Regions from separate parts of the Homo sapiens genome. Here regions 2, 3 and 4 are each linked to region 1. A link is a contact called in ENCODE Hi-C or POLR2A ChIA-PET data. All regions are on one chromosome and are shown on one strand. The core of a region is the stretch at or near the end of the contact, and the rest is flanking DNA. Distances in the headings are between cores, read along the strand shown.

What was found. A loop is a pair of places that touch in the nucleus more often than their neighbours do. ChIA-PET counts read pairs that join two places held with the same protein, here RNA polymerase II (POLR2A). Pooled maps may share reads with other maps.
Region 2: a map of ascending aorta shows a loop between it and region 1 (16-fold over the local background). The contact joins the promoter of PTPRM here to the promoter of NAPG in region 1. A Hi-C loop is called at or near these places in 1 of 168 maps with a recorded cell type or tissue (ascending aorta) and 4 of 50 pooled maps. POLR2A ChIA-PET finds 5 or more read pairs at or near these places in 1 of 52 experiments (WTC11).
Region 3: a loop to region 1 is called in a map of CD8-positive, alpha-beta T cell, with 30 times the contacts of the local background. The contact joins the promoter of CEP192 here to the promoter of NAPG in region 1. A Hi-C loop is called at or near these places in 2 of 168 maps with a recorded cell type or tissue (CD8-positive, alpha-beta T cell and naive thymus-derived CD4-positive, alpha-beta T cell) and 8 of 50 pooled maps.
Region 4: a pooled map shows a loop between it and region 1 (15-fold over the local background). The contact joins the promoter of PTPN2 here to the promoter of NAPG in region 1. A Hi-C loop is called at or near these places in 1 of 37 single-sample maps with no recorded cell type and 6 of 50 pooled maps. POLR2A ChIA-PET finds 5 or more read pairs at or near these places in 1 of 52 experiments (endothelial cell of umbilical vein).

The regions. Positions count from the first base shown.
Region 1 is chr18:10,524,403-10,528,093 of GRCh38, forward strand. NAPG (NSF attachment protein gamma) reads left to right here and starts at 1,625. Exons shown (of 12, transcript NM_003826.3): 1 at 1,625-1,756. The coding sequence starts at 1,701. RefSeq lists a silencer at 1,768-2,017.
Region 2 is chr18:7,565,236-7,568,926 of GRCh38, forward strand. It overlaps PTPRM (protein tyrosine phosphatase receptor type M), which reads left to right and starts at 2,081. Exons shown (of 33, transcript NM_001105244.2): 1 at 2,081-2,656. The coding sequence starts at 2,584. RefSeq lists a silencer at 1,762-2,131.
Region 3 is chr18:12,989,720-12,993,410 of GRCh38, forward strand. CEP192 (centrosomal protein 192) reads left to right here and starts at 1,643. Exons shown (of 45, transcript NM_032142.4): 1 at 1,643-1,718. RefSeq lists enhancers at 1-574, 965-1,344 and a silencer at 1,825-1,904.
Region 4 is chr18:12,882,151-12,885,841 of GRCh38, forward strand. PTPN2 (protein tyrosine phosphatase non-receptor type 2) reads right to left here and starts at 2,087. Exons shown (of 9, transcript NM_002828.4): 1 at 1,923-2,087. The coding sequence starts at 1,991. RefSeq lists silencers at 1,290-1,629, 2,010-2,299, 3,659-3,691.

The DNA.
Region 1 (3,691 bases), core at 375-2,874:
TATTTTACACTCCTCTATTTTCCTACCTCTTGAATCTGAACTTGCCTTATGACATGTTTTCATCAATAAAATGTGGCAGAAGTAATGTGCAGTGGGAGTCCAGGCCTTACGAAGCCTGAAGTTTCCACTTTCACTCTCTTGAAATTCTGCTGCCTTCCTATAAAGGAAGCCCAGGCTAGACAACCAAATGAAGAGGGGTCTTGTGTGTGGGTACTAAATAAGAAAGTGAGGATAGAGAAAAAAATCCAAGGCCAGTTCACCTGTTGGCACTAGAAAAAATGCAAAATATTGATTGGCAAATAGATGCAGGAAGATCGATCGATTGTGTGGTGAGGCCAAAGGGAAGAACTCTTCGAATAGTTATTTCATATTCAACAATAAGTGAGAGTTGGCAGGCAAGCAGAGATTGTGTAGGAGTTTTGAGAAGGAAGGTGTGAACAGCCCTCCAAGTGAGTGGGTGAGTGATTTGACCATGGAAACATAGGAGAGTTGCTCAGCAGCACCAAAGGTCGGCTTAATGTTTATGATCATTAAAATGAGTAATGTTAGCATCCTCGTTTGTTTTTTTCCAGTCAAATTCACTTGCTCAAGAGCAGTTCCAGAGTAGGTGGAGAGCTGGGGTTTTTCCTGGCTTGGAGAAAGGAGGGAGAGGGAGCCAAGGCCGTTGAGAGTATACGCACTAAAATGATGGGACATGAATTTATGCTGGGAAAAGAAGGACGTGTAAGAGCAGAGGGATAGGGAAAGGTGAGGAATCTGGTGAAGGTTAAGTAATTACTAGCACTAGGAGGTATGAGCTGGAATGGAAAGGGGAAGTAAAGTGAGCTGTTTGAAACTGACACTACGGAGGGTACACAGTTATGAGTAAGGTCAAGGGTGTGATCCCAGGAATGTGTGGCTGCGCTAGTGTGGGAAAGATCACAGGAGGTTGGAAGCTGAGAGGCTGTATAGTCATTGCAGGAATCATCCATGTGGATATTGAAATCACCATGAATTATGAATGAAGCCAACTGTATTACTGGTTACTATTTTTACCAGACCACTGTACGCGACTTTAGATCCCTCAACTTCCCATTTAGAGCACTTATCACGGCTTGAAATATTAGAGCGATTATTTGGGTTGGGCGCGGATTATTTGACAGTAATCAGGGTTTACAAGTCTGTTTCGTTTCTTGACTGACATACAATTAATACCCAAAAGGCAGAATGGATAGAAGAATACTATTCTATCTGTCATACAGAGAAACTTCAGATGTAATAAATTATAAAGCCAATTAACCCTACAAACAGGATCCACAGCAGTTTCACATTAATGAAAAAGCAAGACTTCAAGAGGGCGGGAGTTTTTGTCTGCTGATCTTCCCGCATCTAAAATAGTGCCTGACACATATTAGGTGCTTTGCAAATATTGAATGAAAGAATACGCCCCATCAGTATCTCACCGCGCCTGCGCTAGATGCCCTAGGTGGGGCCAGCCTTGACGCGCTGCGCCTGCGCAATGTCTCTTTGCGGGGCGCACCGGCAGGCTCCCAGCCCCGCTTCGTCGCAGCGGCTTGGGCCCTCCGGCCCTCCGTAGCCGCTCGACTGTCGCGCTGCACCAGCTTCCTCCTCGGCGTTCCCACGCCTATTTGGGCGGATTCTTGGCGCCGGAGGAAGAGGCAGGGTCACCCTCTCTCCACGTCAGAGACCTGACTGTGGAGATGGCGGCTCAGAAGATAAACGAGGGGCTGGAACACCTCGCCAAAGCAGAGAAATAGTGAGTGAGAACCTTCCGGGGGCCTGTGTGTAGACGCCGGGTCCGTCTCTCACTGGCGCGGCCTTAGCACCCGGGGGGGGCGGGAGGGAGGGCTCAGGGCTGAGGGGCCTCGGCGCGCTGGTGCCCGCAGGGCTGCCGGGGCTCGGTGTCCTCTGGGTCACACTCCCGGGGTCGGGGTCAGCTCTGCGGCGCCTCGGGAAGCGCCGTGGGTCCACCCCGCCGGAAGTCCGCTCCCCAGAGCCGGTGTGGGCGGGGACTCGGCGCAGTGCTGCGGGGCGAGGGCTTCTCTACTTGGGCGCTCTGCTCCTGAAGATTGTGGTGGGGGCTGTCTGTGCATCGGAGGCTCGTTAGCAGCATCCTTGGCCTCTACCTGCTGGGTGCCGGTCGCATCTCTTCCCCATTTGTGGCAACCCAAAATGTCATCTGGGGAACAACATCGCTCTGTTGAGAACCACCGCCCTAGAAGAGCCCCCTGTGTGGAGGGGACCATAGGTTTACCCCAAAAACTCCTCGGTGAACCTTTGTCATCTGGCATTTTACTGTCCCTGTGGGCAGGGACTGTGCTTCGTTCGTCCTTTGATGTGTATGTCCTGCCACCTCTGGTACAGTACGTAGTAGGCACCCTGCAAATGTTTGTGGGACTGAACTGATAATCCTTAATTCATCCTTTTGGCAGCCTCTTCCCCCCGTTTCATTACTCCAGTGCATTTTTATCTGGCAGTTACAGTTAATAGAAAGTCAGCATTGTGGGCCGGGCGCGGTGGCTCACGTCTGCAATCCCAGCACTTTGGGAGGCCGAGGCGGGCGGATCACAAGGTCAGAAGATCCAGACCATCCTGGCTAACACGGTGAAAACCGTCTCTACTAAAAATACAAAAAATTAGCCGGGCGTGGTGGCGGGCGCCTGTAGTCCCAGCTACTCGGGAGCCTGAGGCAGGAGAATGGCCTGAACCCGGAAGGCAGAGCTTGCAGTGAGCCGAGATCGCGCCACTGCACTCCAGCCTGGGCCACAGAGCGAGACTCCGTCTCAAAAAAAAAAAAAAAAAAGAAAAGAAAAAGTCAGCATTGTGCTCTGTGGTGGGTGCTTCACATACATAATTTCATAAGCTGAGATCTTCACAATAACTTTCCAAATAGAGATTCTAATTTTTCGTAAGAGGAAATGAGACTCAGGGAAGCCTCATAACGACTTGCCCCCAACTGCACAGGTGAAAGATCGCAGAGCCAGTTTTCAAACAGTGGAAAAACTCAAGCTCTATCACATGACTCGAGGCAGTCAGCGTGTAAGGTGCTGGGGCTCTCCTGGTGCAGGAGGTTCCCACAACATTCTGCTTTCTAGTGGGAGCAAACGCAAAATTTGTAATAAGAATAGTGTGTGGAATAGGGACCACAAAAAAGCTGTATTAACTGTGCATAGGTAACCCAGAGGGAGAAGTTTATTCTGCCTGAGAAAATTTGAGGAGGAGATGATTTGTGAGCAGAGCTTGAAAAATACGGAATGTTTTAGACGGAGGGAAAATCTTGTGAAAGAGATTCTGTGCGCAACCTGTAGTATGTATTATACGCGGGCCTGAAAATGTGCTCTGGGAACAGTGAATGTAGTGTAGTCACAGTGCCAGGGGACGAGCTGGAGTGAAAAAGAGTTGGGGCCAGACTGTGAAGGGACAGCTTCTCACATGGCTATTGTAGGCATCCAACCAGTGGACTCGGTTAGATTTGCTTTTGGTGAAAGAAATGTGGCAGCAGGCTGGGCCCTGTCGCTCATGCCTGTAATCCCAGCACTTTGGGAGGCTGAGGCGGGTGGATCACTTGAGGTCAGGAGTTCGAGACCAGCCTGGCCAACATGGTGAAACCCTGTCTCTACTAAAAATACAAAAATTAGCCGGCTGTGGTGGCGCGCACCTGTAATCCCAATTGCTCAGGAGGCTGAGGCAG
Region 2 (3,691 bases), core at 831-3,330, 3.0 Mb before region 1:
GGGGATTGAGTTTCCCTTGCCCATAGTGGTAACCTGCTTATTGACACATCTCATATCGATGTCTGCTTTTTTTTTTCTTCTCTGTCTTGCTGTCTCACCTTCCTTATAGTGCTTTCTGGGATCACTTCCCCAATTCAAAACCACTTATAGTTAAATCCTAACCTCCAGGTCTGTTTCTGAGGGAGCCCAGCCTAAGACAACCTCCAGTACTTAGCACAGTGCCTGACATATGGTATTGACTCAGTAGATATTTGCTGAAAGAATAAAATACTTTGCAAATGAAATCCTACCCTAATATTAACTTCACCTAATTTAAAGAAGTTACTCTGAAGCAAAGTGATTAGATCAACTTTTGTCTCCCTAGCTTCCACCTCTGTCCTCCCACTAGCAGAAAAACTCCATTGGAAAGCCTATTACTAATTTTTTTTAAAGCAAATTTGAACTGCAGTATAGAACACAAGTACATCAAAATGGAAAGCCCAGGTTGCAGATTTGACCATCCTCACTTGCTGATCTTGAAGACATTGCTTCCTTTCTGAGATTTCAATGTTCATTTCACAATTAAAGATAAGGTTCCATAAGCACATAGTTGGGAGAAGTGGCAGGACAATGTAAGCTCATATTAACAAGCAAATGATTAATATAGAGACTTCTAAAGAGCAGGTCTGGTAAGTATCTAGTAAGTGGACTTCCTGAAGTAAGAGGAGTGTTGGTTGCCACACTAAAGGCAAGTCTTCTAGTCCCCAAATTTGCCTTGGGAGGATGACAGCTGTATCTTTCTTGGTTCTGGTGTACAGTGGAGAACAGGGTCAAGATGAGTGTGGAATCCATTTATTTTTTTACGTGTTTATAAGCACTAGAAAGCAGTGAGCACTAAGCAGAGGACCCCTCTTGCGGAAAAAGTGCAGGAGAGCTCCTGGGTGCCTCTGTATCACCGGTTTGCCTTCTAGCCAGAATCATTGCTAGAACCCTGTCACTCAGTTACTTTGGTTCCTAATTTAACCTCTTCCCAAGCCTTCTATTGCGTTCAGTTAGCTAGGCCAGGAGCTTACAGCTGTCTGGTTGGTGCTGGCTCAATGTGCTTATTCCCTGGAAGATAGAAGGATCACTTACAAAAAAATTTACAATTAAAATAAAAAAATTATTTTTTGCTGAAGCATTGTAAGGTTTTTTTAATTCACTCAGACCCAAAATCGTAAAACTAAAATATTTCAAGACATTACTTGATTCACCCCCCACTTCTCTTTCTCCCCTGTTTCTCAGCACTTTGCACCAGATACAGAAACCACGGGTTATGTCCAAACCCTGGTTTTGGTGTGACCACCGCCTTCCGTGTACTGCCTGCGGCTCGCTTCGGGCCCACACGGGACACCGAGGCATGATGAGGACGCAGAACAGCAGAAGCGCGCCCTGCTTCCCGGGCGCCAGTGCTCGGGGCCAGCGGCGTGTACCCGGCGGGCCCGGCCGGGAGCGGGCTGGCGATCGCGGGGCTCGGCGCTCCCGGCTCCCGCGCCATCTCCCGGCGCCCGCCAACTTCGCTCCGCCCGCGGCGTAGAGAAGCTCGCAGCCCTCCGGAGCCTCAGCGATCTCCTGGCTCGCTTTTCCCGCAGCCGCCGAGCAGCGCAGGCCCGGCGACTCCGGGTGCAGCTGGCCCTGTGCGGTGACATCGCCGTCCGGCGCCAGGCTCGAAGCCGCCTGGCCGCGCCCGCGGGGTCGCAGGCCGCTGGTCCCGCCCGGCCGCGCTCACAAACTACTCGCGGCTCGTGACCCGGGACAAACTTCTGGCGGCGGCGCAGCCTCTTCCACAGTCACCCTCCCCAGAGCCAGCTACCAAAATAGAAGACGCGGCCGGGGCGAGGAGGTGGGCGGGGGGAGCCCGGTGGCCGCTCCTCCCCGCGCGGCTGACGCCCGCTTCGGCGGCGGTAGTGGCTGTGGCCGCGGGGCCGCCCCCAGCCGAGCTCCCGGAGGCGCTCGGGCGCGGGCCGGCGGGGCACGGGCGCTCACGCCCTCTAGCGGGCCGCGGCGGCGCCGGGCGGCCGTGACGTGAGCGCTCCCTTCAGCCGGCCTGCGGGGCACCGCCAGTCAGTCGGGGAGCAAGAGCCCCGCGCGCAGCCGGCGCGGGCTCGGTCATCGGCGCGCCGCCGCCCGGGGCTGGGCTTGGGGCTGCCTGTGGAGAGGCGGCGGGCGGAACGCGCGCGGCCACGGCCACGGCCACCGCCACGGCCACGGCCGGCAGCTCGGGTCCCGGGTCCCGGGCAGGGGAAGGGGAGAGGCGGCGAGCTCAGCAACCGGAACCGAGGGAAGATTTTGGCTCCGCGGGCTCGCCCTCCGCTCCCTCTGCCAGCGGCGCCAGACGCCGAGTGGGGCCAGGGACAGGGGAGGAGGACCCAGGACCCTGTGCCCGCGCCCCTGGAGCCGCTGGAGTTCGGACTTCTGCAACTGTTGGCACTTTGGGGGCTTGGCTTAGCGCTCTGCTGTTTACCCGTCTCTCCTCGCTGCCTCGGAACCAAAGCTCCCGGCCCCCTCCGCCCTCGCGCGCCCACCCACCGCCGCCGGGGAGCGGCCCGGCCCGCACTCAGCACCATGAGGGGACTTGGGACTTGCCTGGCGACTTTGGCCGGACTTTTGCTAACTGCGGCGGGCGAGACGTTCTCAGGTAAGCGGGACCGCCTCTGCCGCCCCCGAGGCGCGCGGGCCGGCGCGGGACGCCCGGGACGCCGACAGCTCCCTGGTGGTAGAGCCCTAAGGCTGGCGTCGGGGCCGGGCGGGGGGCGCGGCGGGCCGGACACCGCTTCTGCCTGTGAGCCGGGCGCTGGGCGAGGGGCCGTGGGGCTGGCAGGCACCCAGTCCTCGGGCGGGCGGAGCGGACGGACCCCGAGGGCGAGCTCCCCAGCCGGGACTGCCAGCTCGGCCGCCGTCCTTCCGCGGCCTGGGCTAGTGCTCAAGGTTGGGCGGCTTGCACTCTTGAGTCCCTGGCCGGCTGCAAAAGGAACAGCAGAAAACTTTGCTTGAAGTTCCCAGTTGCAGCCGCCGGGCCGCCTGGCGTAGGCGCTGCGCGGTCCCCGCCGACCCCGAGCAGCGGCCGGGCCCAGGCCGCTGGTGTTCGGCTGCGCCCGCAGCGATCGCCGGGAACTGGCGGCCGCTCCGGCGGCGGCGATCTCCCGGTGCCCTGCCCTCCCTGTCGCCCCCTGCCCGGCGCGGCTGGCGACCCCGGGAGGTCCCCGCGGTCGTGCAGCGTCTGCGGAGAGGCTGGGGGGAGTTCCTCGCCGGTCCCAGCGGTAGGGCTTGGCGGCCGCGGAGGGAAGCGGGCAGGTCCCCAGGCCCTGGCCACGGCCCTGCGCCCCGCTGGGCTCCCCCTCCCCACCCTCGTCCCCCTAGCGGAGCGCCGCGGCCAGCTGCAACTTGTTCATCCAGCCCGGCTGCCCGGGGGTCCCAGGTGGGAAGGAGAGGCACTGGCGGTGTGCGAGCAAGCGTGTGAGTGTGTGCGCGTGTGTGCCTGCACGCGCGCGCGGGGGCGTTCTAAGCCCAGAGGAACCCCTCACGGAGAGGATCTGTGGATCGGAGTCGGGGGTCCGGCGTGGGGGCGAACCCGGCACGCTGTCACAGGGGTTTACAACCAGGATGACCTTTATTACCTGGGTGACACAGGTGGATAGACGGCAAATGCTGGCCCATTTGCACACCTTCTTTC
Region 3 (3,691 bases), core at 393-2,892, 2.5 Mb after region 1:
CAAGGATCTGGTGTGAGTGACAGTCCGGAACCTGTAGACACATTTAAGCAGTTCACCTCCAATGTGTGACCGCTTTGTAGAAAAAGAGGTTAAGAGAGGTCAGCTCTAGGGCTGAGCATTTGGCTTACTTTTTTGGGATTCAGAAAATCTTGAGATTTTCTGCATTTATCTTTGCTCACTGAGTGTGGACAAAGGTAGAATAAAGGTAATTACTCTTTGCAAATACCAAGGCTGCAGGGTTCCAAGAAGAGGTGTCGAACTGTGGAGATATCACTGAGTTTGACAATTAGGAGTCTATTCCTGATAAAGTTTTAAGGACCCAGCTAGACACCATGAAATGCGTCAAAATAAGGTGTAAAAAGTGGAAGCCTGGCTTCCTCTATGGAAAAAAAAGTGGAGACCATTAAGGGAAGGAAACAAGAATGGTCATTAGGTGATGAAACAGAATCAAGGAAGGGGTGTGTGTGGGTGTGTGGTTTGAGTGGTGTTTGTGTGTGGAGGGTGTGTGTGGTGTGTGGGTGATGTGTATGTGGGTGTGTGTTGTGTATGGATGTGTGTATACGTGTCACACACGTGTGTGTGGTGCATATGTGGGTGTGTGTGGTTTGTGGTGTGAGTGGTGTGTGTGGTGTATGGGTGTGTGGTGTGTGTGTTTGGGTAGAGAGGTGCTGCATTTTTGTAGGCAGAGAGAAGGAAACCAGTGGAGAGGATATCCAAGAATGACAGGTGAGCCATGTTTGCAGGAGGTAGAAAGTGGTCAAGTAAACAGACGTCTTTCCCCACCAAGTAACCTCAGGTCTAGGGACTTCTAAACTTTGCGTTTTCCCTCTTCTTTCCTCCAAGGTGCGCCGGACATCTTTCAGTAACTTGAACGAAGTTAAGGAGTTAGCTTTGGAAAAGAGGGACTCTTTTCCCTCTGTGACTATATGGAATAAATTTTGAGATAAGGGACCTTACTGAAAAAGACTGAGATACATTTTGAGTGAAAGGCATGGTCTCAGTGAAGTAGTTAAGGGCCTGTGCCGAGCAGATGGCGGTGATGGGTTTTGTGGCCTAAGAAGGATGGAGAAAAGTAGGAAGCAATCGAGACAAAGCCTACTCTGTCACAAAGAGGCGACTAGATGTGGCGAAATGTCATGAAACTTGGATCCCGAGGAATTAGCTGATTGAAGGTGAAACCTGACGCCTTTCAGCGCCTACCAACAGGAAAGGTCTGCATCTGCCCACGGAAGGACGAAACCTATCGGGGGGGATTTGTTGGCGGGGGATACTTCTTTGCGCATAGAGTGACTGGCGGTGCCCTGGAGACCCAAACTGAATAAAGTAAGCATTATTTTCAAATTCGCCAAGACCTTGAAGGCGGCGCCAACGGGAGCCGTCCCCCGGGTCCCACGCAGCGCAGAGCTCCATTTCCTCCTCCGGACTCGCAGGGCGCGCGGCTTCCTCGCTTCAAATCCAGGAACGCGCTGTCCCCACCAATCACCGGGCTTCTTCCCGCCCCATGTCTTCCCGCTGTCCAATCAAAAGCCAGCTCAGTCTCCTCCCCTTGCCTGGTGCCGCGAACAGACGTAAACCAGAGGCGGGCGCGGTACGGCCGTTCCGGGCTCCAGCCGGTGCGGGGGCCACGCGCACGCGCACTTGCAGTGCCCTGGGACACCTCTTCAGTCCGTGGACTTTCCCGCTGCACACTGCCCTCCGAAGTCGGGGACGCGGGCTCGGTGAGGGGGGACGCTGGTGCCTCGGCCTGCGCCTAGGCGGGAGGCAGACGCATGCACCTTTGGCCTACGTTTCGGCTGCCGGACCGACGGGACAGTGACGGTTGGGCCGGGTGGGGGCGCAGGCTGTGGGGCGGCCTCAGGGCGCGAGCAAGGGGACTGCCGCGCTTCCCGCGCCTCTGCGCCTGGCGCAGCCTCTGAGCTGAGCTCCGCCTGGTTGGGATTAATTGCACGCCTCTGTGTCATCGGGCTTTGGCCGGGCGTGATGAGACAGACTGTTAGGGGATCACGTCCTTCTTTCCTCCCCTCTTGTCTGGGGACTTCCACCTCTTGAGGGACAGGCCCTCTCCGTGCTACCCTCTGGAGTTTCTTGCAGTGTGCTTGTGAAGTGACCGGTGATGTTTCCTTTATGTGCCCTGTGATGGGCGGTTCTGTTCCTCCTTTTTGTTTAAAATTCTGACCCAGGAAGTAACCTTGTTAACTTAACTTAATGCCCTTGTCTTCCGTTTACTCACTTGATTTGGTTTCTGCTAGGTTGCGTTCATTTATTCCTAATAGTTTACCTACATTCCTTGCCTATGATTTCATTATCAACAGAACGTGAAATGAGACGAATGTTAATACACTCTACTTTTACTTTGCTGTTACTTTCAGAGTTTGTTTAGTAAAACATGAGGACCTCTTCAAGTCAGTCGTTTGGAGAACAGCTGTTTATATGACCATATTTCCATTTGCTCTTACTATTTTGAGGTCATTCGACTGGCGTTTTTACTGCTCCAAAATCAACTTTTTCTCCAAATTTCAGTTTTCTAGGCAAAAACGGCAAGCCTTGAACAATAATATACCAAATGCCTACCTAGTTTTAAAGTATATCTTAAAGTGCCAAGAGTAAATGATGAGTTTTGGGGAAGTTTGACTCGGCTTTGGGTTCCACGGCGTGTGCTTTTAAATGTGTTTAATTGTATACATAGACCTACGATTAATGACTATAGTCAGTAATCTTTTATGTACCTAGGAATGTAATTAGTGAGTCCAGATGTGAAATTTGAGGTCACTACTTTAAGGAAATAGCAAGAGAAATTGCAAATATAGCCACTCAGTTCAAATAGGATAGAAGAAAAATATTGTCTTCACTTGAGATGATGGAGGAGGGGTGGGTAATGCAATAATGTGAGAAATTAAAGGAAATTTCCTTTAGGAATGTGTTATGTCCATGAATGGTTTACAAGTGTAATCTTTTCTGGAGAAGAGACTAGGTATTAGGTTACATCTTGAGGAATCTTCCCGTGGGTTTTGTTACCTTTGCACCCTTAGCAAAGCTCTGTTGAAGCACTTAACACTATCGTAGTTGACAGGGATTGTCAGCTCCCTGAGGGGAGCTGCCTTATTTATCTTTGCATTCTTGGTGCCAAGTAGAGGGTTCTTCATGGTTTGTGTTTGATAATGAATGTTGCATGAATGACCTTTGCATAATTTCTGAGTTTTCTTTGGATTAGGCCCTTCTAAATAGGGACAACTGTTGAAGAGTTTTCTATAAATTTTAATAGTTTACATGTCTGTATATGAATGAATAACTTAGTAATTACAAGGCTAGACTTGGGGAGGCTAGTTGGGAGACTCGTGTGATAGTTCAGAATAAAAAGTGATGGGCAACGGGCATTAGGAATATAGAAGTGGGTCTCAGCTCCAGAAGTGTATTTGACGTTAGAAGCATTAGAATTTGGTGAGAGAGCAGGAGGGATCAGGATGGTCCTAGGTGTCAGGCTTGTATTGCCAGTTAATAGGGATGGATTTGGGTGAAGACTAAAGATAACGGCGGGAATGAATGGAGGAAAGGTAACAAGTTTGGTTTTGTATTTTGTATTGCATTCGGGGGTAAGGTAGATGTCAGAGAGCCATTTGGAAGTATGGTCGTTCCCTCAGGTTATCCATGGGATTGGTTCCAGGACCTGCCCTTGCCCCAGGATGCCAGAATC
Region 4 (3,691 bases), core at 837-3,336, 2.4 Mb after region 1:
AACTTCCTGACTTGCTTTCCATTACTAACTTTCTTGGTTTGTGACCTACTTTTACTGTAACACCAGTGTGCATGCCATGGTTTCTACTGACCAAACTAATGGTCTTGTTTTCAACTAGGAAAAAATAATATGAGCATTGACCAACCAAGGAAACTACAGGATTCCTCGGTAAGAATCTATAGAAGGATTTCCTTATCTTTTTGAAAATGCATGTGAAATCTCCAGTGGATGCGAGTTAAGTTCATTTTTCTGGAAAGAGGAATCACAATTCTCATTGAATTTTCAAGGATATTAATGATACCAAAGAAAATTAAATTTCTTAAACCAAAATGTTAAGCTGAATTAAGTTATATTCACTTTTCTCTTTTCAAATCTATTTCGATATATAACCTATCCCTTAGAGAGACAGCAGCCTCTGCTAAAACAAATGTAACTGGAGAAGATGCAGCTGGCAGGCTCTCTCACATGAAGATTCCTACCAGAATTTGCGTTTCAGATTGTCTATAATTGGAAGAGTCCTTACCAGCATTCTTTAAAACTTAGATCCCTATTCTAACATACTCTGTATCATGGGAATCAGAATATTTATACTTCCCACTAATGTGTTCAAGAAGAAAACGTTACTTTCTGAACACATTTTTCACTGCCATCTAATTAAATGGAAAGGGGAAAAACCCAGGATCATCCATTTACAGGAAAGCCCGTCTTTTACTTTACACAGAGAGAACCAAACATCAGAAGCAGCATTAACTTAACCGTCACCAAATTCAATCTTGGGAATAATACGACAAGGATTAAACGAAGGGGAAAGCAGTTACATCATTTTAAAAGAGATAAAGTTTTGTTTGAATTAAAAGGTAGTCTAGTTGACATAAAAAAAGCGAATCACAGGTGTTTATACTACATATTGCATCTATGTGAGCTGAACAGGCACGATTAGGGCGATAGGCATCGGAACACCGTGCCCCCGGGGAGGGGATGAGGGCACTTTCTCAGGGCAAGGAAAGGCTATTTTGATTTGAGGGGGCTTGCAAGAGGGGATTCATTTGTGACACCCGTCTGGGAGCACACATGAAAGCTGCGTTTCACTGTAGGGAAAGTATACCTCAGTAAGGAAAACTATAAAGAGAATGACACGCTATCACTGGACGAACACAAGCAAAGCCTCTTTCGTTCCGGGAAGGTTCTATGGGGGCCGAACCCACGCTGGGCGCTGCTGGGCCACGGGGGAAAATGAAGACGGAGGGTCCCGAGAGCGCTGCCCTCGCCAGAGGCCACGAGCCACCCCCAACCACCGCGGCTCCGCCAGGAGAGCGAGCTTCGCCTCGCAGAGGGCTGCGGCGGCCGGCCCGGCGCCCAGAGCGGCCTGCTCCCACAGGTCCTGCGCGGGCGCCAGCTGGACCCGGACGCCGCGGCCCGGCTCGCCCGCCCCCGCCCTCACCGCTCCCGGGGACGCCAGCTGCCCACCCGGCCACAAAACACCCGGCCAGAGAAAGAGCTGTCCGCGAGCAAGAACCAAGCACAGCGGCGTGGGAGCTACGGCGAAGCTGCGGCCCGGGGGCGCGCGCCCGAGCGCCCCCACGGCTTTCCCAAGGACCCCCAGACCCGGGCCGCGCAACGCTGGTGGCGCATCCACGCGCTCCCCAAGAAGCCGCTGTGGCACCGCCCTCCAGAACTAACTGCGCTTGCGCTAACCATGAGCTGCTCAGCTCAAGTATGCTTTTTTTTTTTTTTTTTTTAAACCAAAAGGAGCAAGAGAGCGGTCAGCGCAGGCGCGCCCCTGACGCGGACCGCGCCGCCACTTCCGCCCCGAGCGAGAGGCTAGAGGCGAGAGGCGGGGGAGGCGGGAGGGACCCTGCGGACAGGGCACGAGTCCGGGTCTCGGAGGAGGTCGGCGACTGCCGCGTGGGTCCGCGACTCACCAAGTACAGCGGCTGCCAGCGACGCTGAGTATCCAACTCTTCGAACTCCCGCTCGATGGTGGTGGGCATGGCTGCGGGAGCGAGCTGGCGCGAGCAGAGCCTGCGCCGGCGGAGAGGCTCAGGCCCCGCACGATCCGGGGAGAGCGCTGGCGCTGCGGCGCATGCGCGCTGCGCGCCGCGCCCCGCCCCCACGCCAAGCCCTGTCGGCCGTGGGGAAAGTACCTGGAGCGTCGGACGTCAGCGCGCAGACTCGGCGCCCGAGCGCGGCGCGAAGTCGGCGGCGGGGCGGGGCGGGGCGCTCGGGGGGCGGGGCTCGGGGTGCCCAGGTGGGAGGGGGCGGGGCCAGGGGACCACCCGGCGGCCGTGGTCCCTGCGCGCGGCACGAGGTGAGCCGCCCCTTGGGCTTGCGTCTTCCGACAAGAGAGAGGCGGTGGTCCGTGGGTAGCGCGGGGTTACTGGAATGGGACTCCCTGAGGAAGTCCCCTGAGAAGTCGCCGGCACGCTCCGCCTTCCTTCTTGCTTCCCATTTCTCGTTTTCTTCTCAGCCTTCATAGTTTTTTAAAGTGCTGTATTTGAATATTATTTTAAACATCATCTAGGTCAGATTAGCGGCCTGTGACCAACTTGGAAACAAATTCCTCATTCTTTTCTGCCCTGGTGTCAGCTCCTGTAAGCCTGCAGATTTTATGCCAAATAAACCGCTGGAGCAAAAGGAAAGGCAGCCAGCCTCTCCCGGAATTTGGGAGAGGGATACCTTGTTAAGAAAACGTTCTACAACTTACGAATTAGATTTAACTGTAAAAAATAGCACGTCCTCTTTTACCAAACAAACGTACTAGTTAGGGAAATCATCTTGCTTCAGATTTAAGATAGTTCTTTTTTAGTGCTTGTAATATCCTGCTATATAATCTTCATAAGAAACGTGAAGGGTTAGGAAAGGTTTAGCCGTGCTGTCCAGTATTGGGATTTAAATTTTAAATATTAACTTAATTCCTCAGTGGCACCAGCCACATTTCAGGTGTGCCATAACCATGTATGGCTAGTGGCTGCTATGTGGCAAAGTACATATGTAGAACGTTTCTATCATCGAAGACAGTTCTTTTGGACAGAGCCGGCCGAGAGGATTACAATACTTGGGGCAGAAAAGTGTCCTTAATCACATAAAATAATGAAAACCCTAGCCAGAAAAAAAAAAAAAAAAGTTGGCTACGGAAGCTAGAAGAAATCGTATTAACAAAAAAGCAGTCAGCAAGCTTTCTACTTACATAGTATGATTTAGAGATACAGGAAAGCTTCCCCCGAAAGACCCCACAATGTCTAATGGTCCTTGGTTCTGAAATTCTGTCATTGAATCTGATTATTTTGATTAAAGGCATGGTATCTCCCAGAATATCCTGTGAATGTTCGCATTAGTCTGCTCATCAGATTGCTTTCCAACCAAAAAATACTGTGTTCTACAAAGGAGGAGCATCTTTATCTCAAAGCAGCAGTTCTTATCGCCAAGTATTCAGCATCTCTTTGGAATTCATTTGTCAGCCTCTCTGGTTCCGGGAGCTGTATTTGCCTATCTTAGTTTGCTGAGTGCAGCGAAGAATCTAGAACAGTGGTTCTCACACCAGCATCATTTGCATCCAGTGTGAGCTTCTTTGAAATGCAAATTTGAAGGCCTCACCCCAAACTACTGAATCAGAATCTCTGGTGTTGGGGCCCCAGGAGACTACTTAAGCAAGCTCTCCTGGGGATGCCTGTGCCCCCCCAGAGTTTGAGAA